Linked DNA regions of Mus musculus: region 2 is linked to region 1. Evidence: chromatin loops called from intact Hi-C (ENCODE). Cell type or tissue: left cerebral cortex. All regions are shown on one strand.

The links. Hi-C counts contacts between places; a loop is a spot of excess contacts. Peaks named below come from ENCODE experiments on the same cell type or tissue, not always from the same donor. Only the 100,000 strongest peaks of a DNase experiment are listed, where the experiment ranks them.
Region 2: a loop joins it to region 1, with 3.0 times the contacts of the local background. A loop is called at or near these places in 2 of 42 quality-filtered maps.

The regions. Positions count from the first base shown.
Region 1 is chr9:52,673,018-52,681,017 of GRCm38, forward strand. It overlaps AI593442 (expressed sequence AI593442), which reads right to left and starts at 6,763. Exons shown (of 2, transcript NM_001286641.1): 1 at 6,566-6,763; 2 at 15-5,500. The coding sequence starts at 5,258. The coding sequence ends at 4,659. Gm1715 (predicted gene 1715) reads left to right here and starts at 6,846. Exons shown (of 5, transcript NR_045333.1): 1 at 6,846-7,054. In left cerebral cortex, CTCF peaks have their summits at 1,988 and 3,132; DNase peaks (open chromatin) are centred at 3,175, 4,227, 5,167, 5,480 and 4 more places; H3K4me3 peaks cover 6,321 bases; H3K27ac peaks cover 5,138 bases.
Region 2 is chr9:52,779,734-52,787,733 of GRCm38, forward strand. Gm1715 (predicted gene 1715) reads left to right here. Exons shown (of 5, transcript NR_045333.1): 4 at 2,977-3,146. Among named protein-coding and RNA genes, the nearest start is that of Gm39339, 94 kb to the right of the region's middle. In left cerebral cortex, no CTCF peak of the experiment used is centred here; DNase peaks (open chromatin) are centred at 3,011 and 4,447; H3K27ac peaks cover 2,022 bases.

The sequences.
Region 1 (8,000 bases):
AAGGAAATCGTGTCCAAAGGCCAATTAACAAGAAAACTCTTTTATTGATATAAAAGCAAAACAAATTTTTCATGAATTTCTAATACCTGTTTTATTCTATCTATTGGATATACTCGAGTTCAAAAATCACTTCTTCTGTTGATGCCATCACTGTCGTTATCCTCTCTGTAGCAGCAATCCTGTGAGACCACAAGTCTCAGTGAAATATCCTTCCTCAAATGGGTAAAGCAACCCGAATAATGCACTGTCTCTCAATTAAAGCTAAGTAAGTTCTTATTCTCCACTAAGCATTCTGACACTGCACCAATTGCACCATTGGGCTGGTGACATTGATAAGTATTGATGTGAAGCCATCACGTCTGCTTCCAAAATGTTATCAAATAAGGAAAAACTAAACCAGAATCAGATTTATATTCAGCCCAGTGATGAAATACCTTCCTGTGTAGATGGGGCAATCCGTTCTTACATGAACATCTATGGACCACACCACAATTTCCAAACATGAATAAGTGGCTTTTCAGATTCGAGTCCAAAGCCTAGACTTCCATGGGAGTGAATTTTAGAAGCCATATTAAAGTTTCTGGTTCCAATTTAGCCCATAACTCTCATGTAATACTAGTTAGTCATTTCTTAGCAATTATCCATTAAAAGCACTTAAAATCTATGCCTATGCATTGGAAAAAGAAATTTTAGTCAGTATCTAATCAATTCAATGGTTACAGATAGGGAGGGTTAAAAAGTCAAATGCCCAGTAATTTTTAAAGCTAAATTGTCCATATTTTCCAAAAAGCTACTCTTCAAACTAAACAAATAGTAGGTATATTTTCATTTTACCTTTAGCTATGCAGGTATATGTTGTATCTCATACAACATGTAAGTTGAAAGTGAAGAGGAAAAATCAGATTGCAATCCATGATTGTGGTCTAGATGGCTCCAATGCTCGTGTAGATAGATTTTTGATCCATCAAATAGCTGGACCACATAGAGATGGTCATGACTTCGTTATCATTGCTACATTTGAGTCACTAATATAGGAAAGGAAGCTTATCTAATTACCAATTCCCCAAGCCAAGGAAGACTCTCCCCTTCCACTAAATAAAGAGAAAGCCATTCTGATTTGACCTCAGAGAACCAAGTACATGCATACACCTGACTCCTCAGATCCTCTCTGGATCAGAGGATGGAACAACTATTTGGTTTCAGTCTCATACTTATAATGACAGAAAAGAGAATACAAAAAGTCCATTGTAAATTTGTACAAAATGTATGCATATATAAATACATATCTATGGGTGTATATAAATTCTAAAGATTATATCCATCTTCATCTTCAAGAGTCAGAGTCCCATATAGTTGACATATCGGCATTCTCTCTCTATTTTTCTCATTTTTAAAATAGTAAGAATCAAGCATGCTACTTTATTAATACTGAATAGCAAGTGCAGGAGCTGAGCTGTAGCTATAGAAGGTTGGAGCAATTAGTTTGACGGGACATCAGTAAACAAGATCCTTAGAGTAAATTTAGCTATTTTCATAATGCCTTTTGTCTCATAAAAATGAAAACTCGAATGTCATATGGGTCAGTTGCGCTCTCTAAGTAGCAATCTAAGCAGACTCTATAGAAATTTGCATTGTCGTATCTTTATTACAATAATTTGGTGTGGGATCTGGCCTACTAGAATTTCATGTAATTATCACTCTAACTAACAGAAATCTTGTGTGGTGCCACCAGGTTCACAGCATATTAAACTCAGTATGAAATGTGATTGATAAGCTGCATCATCTTTACACAGGACACTATTAAAATATTAATCCCTAGTCAATTGATGGAAAAGGCATATACACTTAAAGGTGCACAATGATAGCACATTACAGATGTGTGCTTATGGTTAGAGGTATCAAGATGTTTTTTTTAAAATACACATAATTAGTTTATTTCTTGTTTGCTCTATTTCTTTTGGGGAAAAGTATGTAGGACATTGCCCCCTAGGGTGTGCAGGCTGCTTCTTGGAAGGGGATTATTATTGCATGCCTTGAATGCACTGTGATTCATAAGGCAAGAACATATGAGTTGCTTCAGCACCAAGGAAGTGGAATGAGCATCTAGCGCTGCTCAAAACAGAATATCTTATTGCTTTAATAAAATGGGAAATTATTTACTGTAAAAAGAGTGCACCAAATAATGGAAAAAAGTAATATCTATGCACTTATGTAGAGCTCACTGAAATGATGAACCTTCCTTCTGGGTTCCTGATCCTATTCAGATTTCACATCTAAAACCCATTCTGTAAGACGGTATTAAGAGCTACAGTTGGATGAGGGCAAGTTAAAGAGATTAATGGATATTCTCCTTCACAGTGCCTTAGCCATTCTGTTGTACAGTGTAGAGCTCTGATACACTAACAGCATCCTTGGTGGCCCGAGGGACTGAATGCACTCTGACCTGTTACTAGGAAGTGACTAAGGCACTGGAGAGAATCTGGTTCATTGTTTAATATATTGTATCCAAAGATTATACCTGATCTTCCTAATGATACAACATGGCATGCTTAAACGATGGTCTTCTGTGCTTCAGAAAGGACTTGGATGATATCTATGGGTGACTAAATCAACCTTATTAAATTATTTTATAAAGATACAGACTGAGCTTGGAAAACTTTATATGTAACCAAAACATTAGAGGCAATCATTTCTCGGGATAATAACCACATACAACTTGAAATAAGACAGAGCATAGAGGGGAGCTAGTGGCTTGGGAGATGGATATATGTAGGGGTCCCACTGCCCTTCACTAAACAGCAGAGTCTAACATAGAGGGACTTATCTGACATTTAAAGAGAGGACAAGAGATTTATCTTCTCTCATGCTTTCCTTTTCCCTTAACATTTCCTATGTGTTCAGGGAGGTTAATTAGGCCAGACTTGGGAAGAAGAAAGATCCCCTTTGCTGTATATCAGATGCAGGCATGGAGTCATAACTAAACAAGCTGTAAACAGTTTTATCCTGTAAGCGTTTACAGATTTAACTTGGAAATTGTCATGTCCTGTCATCCAAATTGCCCAACATCTCCACCAGTCTTTCCCCCAAACACATACAGTACAAGCAAGCACACACAGCACTGCCTCCAGGTGGCAACTGCATGCAGAGAACCACAGGCACTGTTTAAATATTAACCATGTTTTTAATAGATGGCATTCCAGCACATCCATTATTTGTTTTCTGTTGTGGTTGTTTCTGTTATTCACAAAAGAAAAAGGGGGAAACATGGGTGTCATCGTTTTATAATAGTCTACTACAGCGTAAAATACAAAAGAACACTTCCGGAAACAGCAGAAGCCAGGCCTACACCACTGACTTCCTCAGCCAGTGGCAACCATTATATCAACAGCTGGAAAGTCAGAAGAACAAAAATATACAGTTTGGAGGACATATCACAGAACTATAGTTTTCTTCTGTATTTGGTACCAATATAATAAGTATATAACAAAGGTGCACTTGTTCTAAAAATAAAACAGAAACATACTAGTTGGTTAGATACTGCATTTTCAGAACTGCACATTGCCTAATACTTTTTTTTTTTACATAAAGGTAACTTATGCAATGTATAGTGATAAGAAAAAACAATCCAATTGTAGAAAAAAGAAGAAAGAAACCAATCAAAACCAAGACAATCACTTTCCAAAACAGCTCCTTCTTTGGTCTGCACAACCAGAGGAAGTAACCATGAAGGTGAGACATATTCAGCACCAGACCTGGCTGGACAGCTCCCGGTTTCTCTGAGGCTCAAAAAAAAAAAAAAAAAAAAAAAAAAATTCCCCAAAGGGAAAAAAAAAAAACCAAACAAACAAACCAAACCAAAACGACTACCAGTCAGGTGTACAAATGGGCCCTAATGAGCAGCAAATCAGATAGTATGTTTTTGTTTTTTGTTTTCTTTTTCTGTGCTCGACCAGCGAGTGATATTTCTAAAAGTAAAACTCTAATTCTGCCAGGGGGAAAGCAAAAAGTGAAATGATGACTGACTAGAGAGGGGTTACCTGTCCTAAACGTTTTTCTGGGACATTCTATGTGGTCTCTGGTGCTTAATGTAGATGTTGCCTTTATAATATACTATTGCCTGAGCCCAGCTGAAGGTGAGGAAAGGGGAGGGGAGACAAGCTAAAGGAAAAGTGAAAGCCCGTGAGGGAGGGGCAGAAAGGCGACTAAACCTTCACTTGACAGCTATATACAACATCACCGGCCCCCTCCCATCCCTTTGCTTCGGTGTCAATGTCTTAAATATTTGGTAGCTTGTGCGGTTTCTTCTCCTTATTGAGGGGGGCACGGGGTGGGGAGGGAAGATGCAGCCTTCATTAACAATGAGAAATTATGTGATTTGTCATGCGCTTGGACTGTGTTATTAGTAGTATAATAATTACTATAAATATCAGTAAAGTATTATCAGCGTTATTTCTTCCTCTGAGACTTTCCTCGCCCAATATTTACAAATACCGCACAGTGCCTCGGCGGAGGAGAGACAGTGAAAGGGTGGCCAGGTAAGGAAAGAGGGCAGAGAAAACAGGGGCCAAAGGAGAACGGAAAAGGAAGGAAGGAGGAACAAAAGCGAGGACGGTCAAGATGCTGGAGACGAGGAAAGGGTCAGGAGAGGGGCTGCGCAATCAGGACAGTACCACCGTTTGCAAAAGGCCCTCGCCAGGTGTGTCCAAGCAGGAGGAAGCTGCGGGTGCTCCTTGTGGAGTGGGGGCTGGCAGTGGAGGCGGAGGCGCACAGGGACCCTGGCACAGGAGACCAGGGGATGAGGAGGAGGAGGAGGAAGAAGAAGTAGCATTGGAGGGGGTGCAGAAAGCGGAGTCCCGGGGCTGCCTCTCCAGTCGGGTTTCTTTTCCATGGGTTGGAGCTTGAACACCTGCCCGAGGCAGCCCCCCACCACCGTGGCTGCCGCTGCAATGATCTCGCTCATATTCTTCCTGAGCCCTCTGCATCTTCCGCTTCTTCATCCTACGCTTGTGGATGTGGAAAGTGGAGAGGGACAGCACGAGGAGACAGAAGATGAGAGTGACCAGGACAATCAGCACCAGCGTAGATGAAAAAGACTGGAAGAGCTGCTGTCCCACCTGCGTGATGCAAGTGCCACCACCTGCGCCTGAGCTGCGGAGACCTGCGCTGCTGCCTCCACTGGCGTTGTGGGAAGCAAAGGTCCGGTTCAGGAGACAAGGCGGCAGGGCCAGCCTCAGCTCTTTCGGCGCCCTGGCACTCATCGGCGCTGGGCTGAGAGGGGCCAGGCCCACCAGGCTTCCTCTGTTGGACACACGGTTCCCACCAGCCAAGACGTGGACAGGAACCCACACCACCCCAACTGCTCTTTAGCGCTGGAGGGAGTGAGCTCTCCAGCCAAAGACTGAGGGAGCAACTGCCGCCAAGCAAGCGGGCCAGAGCTAGTGGCCCCAGGGAGAGTGTCTCTGGTCTTCTTTGATCCTGTTTCCTTTCCCCAGGCACAGTGCTGCAAAGAAAACAGGATTAGTTAGGGTCCCGGCCACAGCCAAGGCGAGTGCAGAGAAAGAGAGGGATCTGACACCACTGTCAAGCGGCCCTCAAATGGACTCTGTCATCTCCACAACCCACCAACCCAACCCTACCGCTCCTGGCAGCCCAGGAGAGCCGCGCTAGATGCTCCGCTGGCTCAGATGGGGTCTGGCGTCCGTACCGCACCGCGGAGACACTGGTTACTCAGCAGAGAAGGCAGCTGCCCTGCCCCCTGCACAACTTTCTAATTGCCACCAACAGCGGCCGCCACAGCGGCTTTCTCTACTTCCCAGAAAGCCAACTGCCCTCTTCTCTGTGTCCTGTGGACCTCCTCTCAGGATCCAATCTCGCCAGCACGCACTCCAAGCAGGCTCCCTGTACGCAGTCCTCCTTCCCCATCCCTCCCTCTCCAAACACTTCCAGCCTGGACGTTCAGACCCCCAAGGTCCCCGTCCCAAGGGGATACACCCCACTGCCTCTGTCCCTAGCCGCAGCTGACCCGCTGGATCTGGCACACAGGATCATACTCGACCTTTCTCCAGCCTTCTTCCTTGCTACCTTCCTCCCCCTTTCTCCCTATCAAAAGCAGCTGAAACACCCTTCTCAGCGGAGGCACATCCTCCCAAGCGCCCCCCACCCCTCATCTCCCTGAGCCTCCCACTTGACAGTATCCAAAATCCTTTTTCTTTCTTCCAGAGCAGGAACTGAAAGGGGAAGGGTTCCCGCTTGCAAAGTTTGGGGAACCGACCTTGTCTCCAGCCTTCCCCGGGCCCTGGCCCCAGGGCCCAGAGGCTGTGGCAGAGGACCAAGCCGGAGGACCCGCGGCAGGCAGCACAGCTCCCTTGCCTCTCCCAAAAGGCAGGTGCAAACTGTTGCACTGCGGAGCAGCAAGGCAAAGCGCTAGCCTCCACCAGGGAAGGGGCGGGGGCTGAAGCTCTGTCCAGAGGTGCCTGCGCAGGCCGCGGGAGTGGTCTTACCCGCCCTCATCCTGCCACTGGGGCCCCTGGCCATGGAAGCCTTCATCCTGACCACTGTCTCTTACCTGGAAGGACCAGCCAGTTGCAGAGAAGGAGCCCTTGGCTGCAGTGGCGGCTGCAGAAGGCACGGAGCGCTGGGACCAGAGACAGAGCCGCGCTGCTGCTGCCACCCTCGCCGCCGCCACCGCCGCCGCCGCCGCCGCCGCCGCTGCCTTTGCTGCTGCTGCTGCTGCTGCTATGGGGAGCTCAGCTCTTAGCCTATTGCCAGAGAGGCCGGTGACGTCAGGCAGCCACCGCCAGGGCTCCAAGCCACCCCTCAGGCCCCCACCCACCCTCATACCCAACACCTTGTCCTGGCATAACAGCCTCTCCAACACCATTCCCAGTTTCCTGCTGTTCCCCAGCTTTGGGGCTGGGAGGAGCAAACCCACCCCCATCCCCACCTCCACCCTGCCAGCAACCCACCTTCATTCAGCACAAGCACTCCTTTGCCTAGGAAGAAGCAGGCTTCAGTTCTTCCATTGCTCTATGCTTCAACCTCAACCGGTCTCCAGGTACAGTTTTGCTCCAGGAGAATCTTCTCCCCTGGGGGTACACTTTTTTTTCCTGTTGACTGATCAGAGTCCCTGCTACTCCCCAATCCTATTTTTCTGCCTCTGGTTCTAAGCATAAACTGCTTATACTAGGGAGATGGCAAGGACATTTGTCAACACAACTGTGACAGAATCAGAATCAGGAACCTAAATATGCATCAAAGACTGCATCTCTCCACCAGTCTCCAAAGTATGTCATCCCATCTGCTTTTTGATTTCTTCCCCCGCACGCTCATCTTCAGGCCCAGGATCCATTCGGTGTATTGAACACCCCTTTTTTTTTCGAGGATCCCACATTCTGAAGACACAAAGCATACATGGGCTTGAAGGGTGGGAAGGGGAAATTACAAAGAGAAGTGCAGGAACCAATGACCCGTAAAAATTCTCAACATTGTGTGTACTGCTAAAAAAATGTCCCTTCGTTGATTCTAATTTTTTGTCAACGTGCTTGATTCTTGATACATTTGCTTTTTCAGTTAAATGTTTACATCTCCTAAAAAGGCTCTTAGCAGCCTGCAAAAAAATCTTATAGAGACCAGTGAACGACTAGTTTGGGATCCTTTCAGAAACAGAAATAGTGTATTCTATTATAGTAACCATCTTCAAAATAGAGTATGCTTTGCTTTATGTGAGTGATTGGGAACGCTTGCTTGGAACACTAACTAAACAGAGTATGGTCTTTAGGGCACTGAGATAACTTATTAAAACCGTGTTTTGTTTTGCTTTTTTCTTTCTTCTCTCCTGTCTTGTTTACCTCCTGTCTTTGAGTCTAGAAAGTGTGCAACATTTTCTCACCGAGTTGGTCAGTCGTGGAGTGTGTGTTCCTGCCTCCTCTTCATGCTATACATCATGAAGGAAAGCTAAGGGGAATACTAGCTGCCACTTACTCACTCCTATCAGCTACAGT
Region 2 (8,000 bases), 110 kb after region 1:
GCTACTGATGCTGACCTGGGAACTAAACTGCTGTTTTCCTGGCAACTTAGAGGGATTTGCTCCAAAGAACCATGTCTAAATAGATCTACTTCCCCATATCCTAATAACCTTTCCTTTCAGACAGATGGTGCACTAGAAGGGAGGTTAAAGCATTTAAGATCCATCATTAAAAATAGGTTGAGAAAAATTTAAGCCTACATGAAATGCTCACCGAACATTGCTAACCATTAGGGAAATCCTATACAAAACTATATGAGACAAAACTTTAACAAAGAGAGTTAATGTTCACAGAGTTTGATATAAAGTTCTGGAGACGGATAGTTGTGATAGTTGGTACTCAACATAAATATTTTTTAATGTCCCTGTTGTTCATTTTAAAAGGGTTGAAAGTATTAATACTACATTGTACATTTTTCCACAATAAACACTGAAATGAAACGGTCTAAAGGAAAATTAACCACCCATCAAAGCATCTTTCAAAACTACCCAGTGAAATACTAATAACAAAAAAAGAGAGAATCAAGAACATAATGCAGAAAACATCAAGCACACACTTAAAAATTCCTTGACTTGCAATGACTATGTGAAAATACAATCCATAACTAGGGCACAAACAAATCCAGGAATTATGATTATTATGTAATGAGCAGACTAACTTTAAAAATACTGTTATAATTGTGCTCGAGGGTTTAAAAAGCTGTATGAATTTAAAGAAGAAATTAGACAAAAATATTAGCCAAATGGAACATCTAAGAAAGACGCAAAAAATTCTGAAATAAAAAATTCACTAAATTGTGCAGAATGTCATTTAGATGAAGCAGAATTAAAGACTTATGAACTTTAAGACATCCCAGAAAACCTGTTCAGAATGAATCATGTGGTGGTAGCAAGTGACTTAATATGTATGCACCAGATCCCCAAATGTGAAAGACAAGCAAGTTCTCCCTCCTGCCCCATGTCACCTAAACATATACAGTCATAGATCTATATATTGAAAAAAACTCCCAGACTAATTACCATTTTAAAACCTGCTGGGGGACAGTATAACTGTTGAAAACCAAAATAAGCTCTTAGAAACATCCAGCATACAAGGGGGAAGTGGTAAATGCAGCATTATAATAAAACAATATCCCTCTCCTCCAAACAGAACTGTTGACATTCAGAAGACAAAAATGACAGGCAGCATTTAGAGTTCTAAAAGAAAAGTGGGGGAGGGGAATGCCCTCTTAAAACTCTATTTCTGGGAAAAACACTTTTCCAGAATGAGTGAGGGAGCACAGTACCTTAATTCCTAAGTAAGTTGGAGACTTTCCAAGAGGTGGTTGATCTCACTAATACGTCAGGAATATACACAATTTTCAGAGCATCTGATAGTGTCAGAGGCTGAAGAAAGTAGAGGAGAGGAGGAAGAAGCAGAAGAGGAGTGGGACCATCATCAAAGGATGTCATAACCTGTCAAAAGATTTTGAATGGCAAAGCTGGAAAGGGAAAATAATTATAGCAGTAGGTTGCAGTGCAAAGAATAAAACATTCATGAATTAATACCAAAATAAATGAATGGTTATATAAGAGACAGAAAAAAGTATTTCTACAAAATAATTCAAGTCAATAAATGTAAGGCAAAATGAACACAAAACCATTAAGAAAGCATAGAAGTTGTAGAAACAAGATCAGAACAAACAGGAGAATTAGTGGATGAAAGAAAGAAACAGGATCAGTTGCATAAAGTCAAACTATCATTTCCAAAATGTCTACTGAAGCTAGAAGCTACATTGGTGAACACTGTCAGCCATCACCTTAGGCAAATGAGGACGGCTAGCCTTATCTGCAATGAGATGGCTGACATGATGCCCTCTCAGATGTCATTCCTAAGGCCACAAAGCCATTATGCTATTGTTGCCAAAATTGTAGCAAAATCTAGTCATTAAGAAGAAGTCAGATCCATGTCATTCAGAAAATAAGTTAAACAATACCTCTGGTGGCAAGTTCATAAAACACAAGGAAGGACTGAGGGTGTTGCCACAGTTAGGAGGGGATAAGGAAGATATTACAGCTAAACAATGTGATTCAGTGCTAGGTATGCATTTGGGTATGGGAGCAGGAAAAGGAGGATGGAGGAAAAAAACAGGAAATTTGAATGGCATCCCATAGCTCAGTAATAGTGTTACACTAATATTCATTTCTTGGTTTTCTTAATTGCACTGTAAAAACTCTCTAAGAGGCCAACATTAGATGGAGCTGAGTGCAGACAGCTTCTGGGTCCCAAGTCTTCTCTGATCATTGATTTGTTGAGAGAGGCAAGCAGAGAACTTCTCCTGGCATCCCTGCTGGTCTGAATCCCCTCCCACTAACTCATGATGATTCTGAGGCCTGGCTATTCCTGTTAGGTTTTGCCACCACTGCTGCATCCTGACACTACTGAACTGGACTGCTGTATGTAGTTCCATGAAGTGTTTGTGAATAGAAATTGTGATAGCTTCTGCGAAGGTTCTTCAACGGTCTGACATCCTAGTTCTTCAAAACACAAATTTAAAATTAAAGCCCAAGGTCTGTCTAGAAGCATCCACCTGAGGTAAATCTGACCCTACCCCATTTCCCATCATCTTTCCTATCAGAATAGCCTGCTCTTTCTAAGCCTTCTTCACTTAGAATAGTGGCAAAGGCATTGACTTCAGATATTTCTATACAGTAGTAACTTAAGCAATAATGTAAACCACATGCAGGCCTCAAACACTGGCTAATATTAAAGACACTTGTTTCTGTCCTACAGAACTTTTACATTTTAATAGTTGCTGAGGTTTTTTTACTTAGACACTCCCCACTCCCTAGCTAAAGAACTTTTCCCATTTTTTTCCTGAGATTTTTTTAGTTCACTTTTTATTTTTAAGTCTTTGCTCCATATGGAATGTATTTTAATGTACGAAATGAATTTAAAGCTTGCCTTTATCTTCTTCTTTTTCTTCCTTCTTTCTGCAGATGGCCAACCATTTGTTACATCATAGCTTATGAAATAATCCATCTTTTTTTCATAAGCCAGCCTTCCTGCTCAGCGGTACACTAGGAGATGAATCTTTCAGCTACTTCTGCTGGTGTCCTATGCCTGCAACCTGAAATTAGGAAAAGCACACTGAAGTGTTGAGAAGCAGGTATGAGAGGAGCCGAGGACCCTCTGGAGGATTCCTAAACACTAGTGGGTCCATAAGCACAGCTTCTCTTGTAAACATGAAACTCTTTCTTCCAAGGATGCTACTGAATTTTCGGTCCCCACCTCTGACACCTCCACTCACCCATCACTCTAACAGTTGCCAATCTTTTGGCAAAACTCCCTTCTTTTGCTCCTGCATCCAACACAGGACTTAGAGGTGTGTTGCTGTCCCCTAGAGATACTGACAACATGTGATGTCATCTTGTCCTGCCATATACTCTTCCTTTTCCATTGCTTCTATTACCTTATATTCTAAACACCTTTTTTTTTTCTTCTTGAACTTCTGTCCAAAGCCAATGCACTTCACATTTTATGTTTATTTCTTTTTCTGTATCAATTTCTCTTCCTGAAAGTTCTCATCCATTTGATTCTGGTTGATCAAAACTTCTCTAGAAAGCTACTTAAAAGATTTCATGGTAGGAATGACTGCCCATGCTACTCTGTTTGGTCTTAAGAGCTGATAATCCTTTCTCATCATGGCTAGTGCTCTAATTGAGATCATTTCCATAAAGAGGTGACCTGGGCCCTCTTCCTGAGAGTTTTGAGCCCCTGCACGTGCTGGTCTCAATTAGGACATAGTTGTCATTAGACATTCCCATTAATAGTGAAAGATGTCCCCACTGACAGTAAGTTCTAAACATATGCCACCATTAAATAGCAGTAATCCAGCCTTTTCATGGTAATCAAGTTCAGCTATTTTGAAACAAAACTAAGTAGGTATTCCTAAGGTGATCAAGAATGTACTGTATATGTCATACTCATATTGAAGATTACAATGCCTCCTAAATATATAGGCGTAAAGTCAGAGATGAGAAACAAAACTTTGAAATGGGCCACTAGAAATAAGTGCAAGTGAAATTATTCCTAATTCCTCTTGATTCTTGGATCCCTGTATTAGGGACATACCTGATAGTGATATTTAACACTCACATCTCTGTTTTAAAAAATTCTTCTAGAGCTAGGGATACCTCTCAGTGGCAAAAGTATTTGCCTAGCATGAGTGAGGGCATGGTTTCAATTGCTAGTACCACCCAAAACTAACAAAACACCATAAAACACTAACTGTCCTTCTATATCATGTGCCCAGTAAAAGAGCTAGCACATTCCCCAGCTACCTTCCTCCTGCTGTGACTCCTTGGGTAGGAAATGGTCCCTTGGTCTGAAGCAATATCCATCCCATTCTGGTAATTTTTTGAGGCTTCATGTGGTAGTGCTGGGCTAAGGCACTGAAGTCAAGAAGTCAAATACATACCCAGTGTGTCAGTCCAAACCAGGAGATGTTCTTTCTAATTCAGGGTGGTGATGATTAATCAGAGTTGCTTATGCTTATCTAGATGGTACTACACAAGTGACTCATAACTTGGATTGTATCGCAACTCAGAAGCCGAACAGTAGCAGAAGTTCCATCAGCCTTCAGTGAGAAGGGTCCCGTGCTGTCTGTAGCCTTCCCATCATTGATTAAATTACTGTATAAACACAGGAAAGGCCAAGGACATTTGGCTATTTGTTGTTTTGATGAAAGAGAAGCCTTCTGGTGGGAATTAACATTCAATACAAACATACTCATGCTTGCATCCACTTCTACAAGCCACTTAACATTGTCCTTTCTCTTCATTCTAAGGATGTTCCTATCACTAATCTCCCCACATTGTTTCTTACAAGAATGTGATCAATCACCCAGTCCATTGACCACTGCCAAGAAGTTTTTGTACTAGGCTATTTCTCTCTTCACACACAGTTTATGGCCAAGTGCATTACCCTAAGCAGTGTTACCTTAGCTAAGTGTCCCTTATGGTCACCACTGAGAGACTAAAGTAGAGCATCAGTCCATCTTCAAGGTCATTATTGAACCCTAGGCTCACTTCTCTGTCTTTCACTCAATAAACACATTCTATCTCCCAGTCCTGTGAAACTGTACCCCAATCCTTAGGTAAAGTCTTCATTGTTGCCATGCCCTTAGGTAAAGTCTTCATTGTTTCATTTGAGTGAAAATATCCACATCTTAAGAGATGAGCTACTCTCAGATTTTATACTGTTCTAGGAGTTAGAAGACCGTATATAATCCCATATCTGGGATCCCACAGACATTACACCGACTAAATTCAGAAAAGTACATATCATCCAAAGAATAAAGCCTGCTTAGTGCTCTACAGTGCAAGAAATTGATTTTCCAGCACAGATAATGGAAATTGCCATTCTTAAGAGTCAGGAGACCTACATGTCTGTCCTTCAGGACCAAGGTTATCTATGGGCTCATGAGCCCAGTTATCTATGGGCTCATACTGTTGCCAACACTGAAAGAGGGTGCTTATGCAGTTTCCACCCATCCCCCATCTCCTATATATATACATGTACTGCAAAAGGGCTAGGAATAAAAGTGGCAGTTCCTACTGCTGTCCCATGCCTGGACCCACGCTGCTGAAAAGGGGGGAAGTAAGATCCATCTCACCCCTATGCTACAGTTGGCTGCATGCTACAGTTGGCTATATGTTGTTTACAGGGCTAGGAATGGACATTATATTTCCTTTCAAACACCATAGCTCCTGATGCCACTAAGCTACTACACATGCACTATAGCATGTGTAATTACCAAAGAGGTTTTGGAGGCACTGTGGTTTCTACTGCCTCATCCTCCCATGCAGTATTTGGGCCAGAAGCCCTTGCCTGTGTAAGAGACCTCACATTGTCAGTACCTTAAGGAACAGCTGTAAATCCATAAATGTCACTGCCCCCTTATAGTAATGGCCACACCCTGGGCACCCCACAGCACTACCTTATCCACACATCTGCATGGGATGCTAGAATACCCCATTCCTATGCAGCCCGCACACAGTGAGGCTCTCCAACTCTGTAGTTGTACACTTTGCGTCTAAAGTCATTAATTATAACAAAAAAAAATGTTGTAAAGAGACCATACTCCAGTGCACAGAAGAAATTAAACTCAGCACTGTACATCAAGCTGACACCCTAAGCAAACTGTCAGGAGAAAGGGGCTTACTTTGAAGGCTGGCCTGTAACAGTGGTAGGAATAGCTTACCCCATGGGATGTGCAAATGTAAACAGAAAGCGTGTAAGAAAGAGCAAGGTATCTTGATGCCTTGAAAGGAATACAGTAACGCTGTGGCAACCAATATGGTAAAATGTATTGATTATATATAAGTATCTGTGGACTTGAGGGCTCTAAATACAGAAACATCATGGAAAGAGAATGTTAACTTCTCTGATTTGATCAGAGCACATTCATTCAAATATCTTACTGTATCCAATCAGTATGTATGATTAGGTTAATAAAGAGTATTTGAGAGGGACTAGAGAAATAAATCAATGTTTCAGAGTGAGCACTGGTCTTCCAGAGAGCCAGACTGTAGTTTCCAGTGCATACCAGATATTCACAATGCCTGTAACTGCAGCTCTAGGGGGGTTCAATACTTCTGATACCCACAGGTACCCACATGTGTCTGTACACACAACACAATTCTTTTATCTACTCTATGGTGTTGCTGATACAATTAAATGAAAAGATGCAGCTGCAAAAACAACACACAGAGGTCTGGAGAGATGGCTCAGCAGTTGAGAGCATGTCCTGCTCTTACCAAGGGCCTGAGTTCAGTACCGAGGATATGTGTTGGGTGGCTCACAACTGCCTGTAACTTTGGCTCTGGGTGAATCTGATCCTCTGGCCTTGGCAGGTATGTTCAGTCACATACATCTTCCCCATGCACATGCTAAGTGGAACACAGTGCCACACAAGGTCTATATTAAATAAATGGCAAGTCTGAATATAAACATCACTTATTCACAAATTGGGATAACAGCCCATTTCATGTATGTTGTCCACAGAAAACAAAAACCTAGAATATGGCATGGTGTTTGAAAAAGAAGGGAGGGGTCCTTAGAGAATGTCTAAGAGCAAATAGAAAACATATTGCAGAACCCATCACTAGAGGACAGTGTCAAAACCTGAAGTCTTTCTGCTTCTGGCTATTCTCCAAGATATCTTCATTTTCCTGGTCATTATCAGAGGAGTCAGGGCGCTCAATCTCATTTCTGACATCCAATATTGATTGATGAGCTTGGATGGATCACTGGCATCTTGCTGGCAGGAGCTGCTGTTTACCCTCAGCATTCTCCTCCCAGGGCAAGCATAGTCCTCCCTGAATCCAACACTGAACCACTTCCAAGGTAATTTGCTTAGCAAAAGTGGGCTGTTCTCACACACTGTATCCGGCTTGGGCTCACCTTTCTAACCTTCAAATATTAAAACTCACTCTGAAGAAAATGATTCTGGGAGTCTAATCAGAATGCTTGCTCTCTGTTCTGAGATGTACTCATTTCTCCTGAGTACACGTGTCTTTTCAGGAGACATCGACCTCAAAAGTAACTGGCTTCCTGATGATACTTCTATTTCTTATTTCTGTTTCTAAAAGAAAAAAAAAAAGCCAATGTATTCCAAAAGTTCAAGAAAACAATCTGAATATTTTACAAGAGTAACTTTCTAATAATGAGTTTAAATCTTTACTGCAATATGATATTTTTATTATCATCACAAGGTGAATGAAGAATCGTTCTGTGCATGCAATCTTTTTATCTATTTATGTGTTCAAAGTAAGAAAATGAGGTTTATGCTATAAAATAAGGAAGTCCATAAAGGTATAAAGAATCTGTGGGATGGAAATAACTAATAGAGGTTCCCTATCTTCTCTAGAATTGTTTGAAAACCCAGGACCATTTATTTGGTCATCTATTTACTGTCTGCTATGTGCCAGTCATTTTGCTCAATGAAATGAAGACGGCA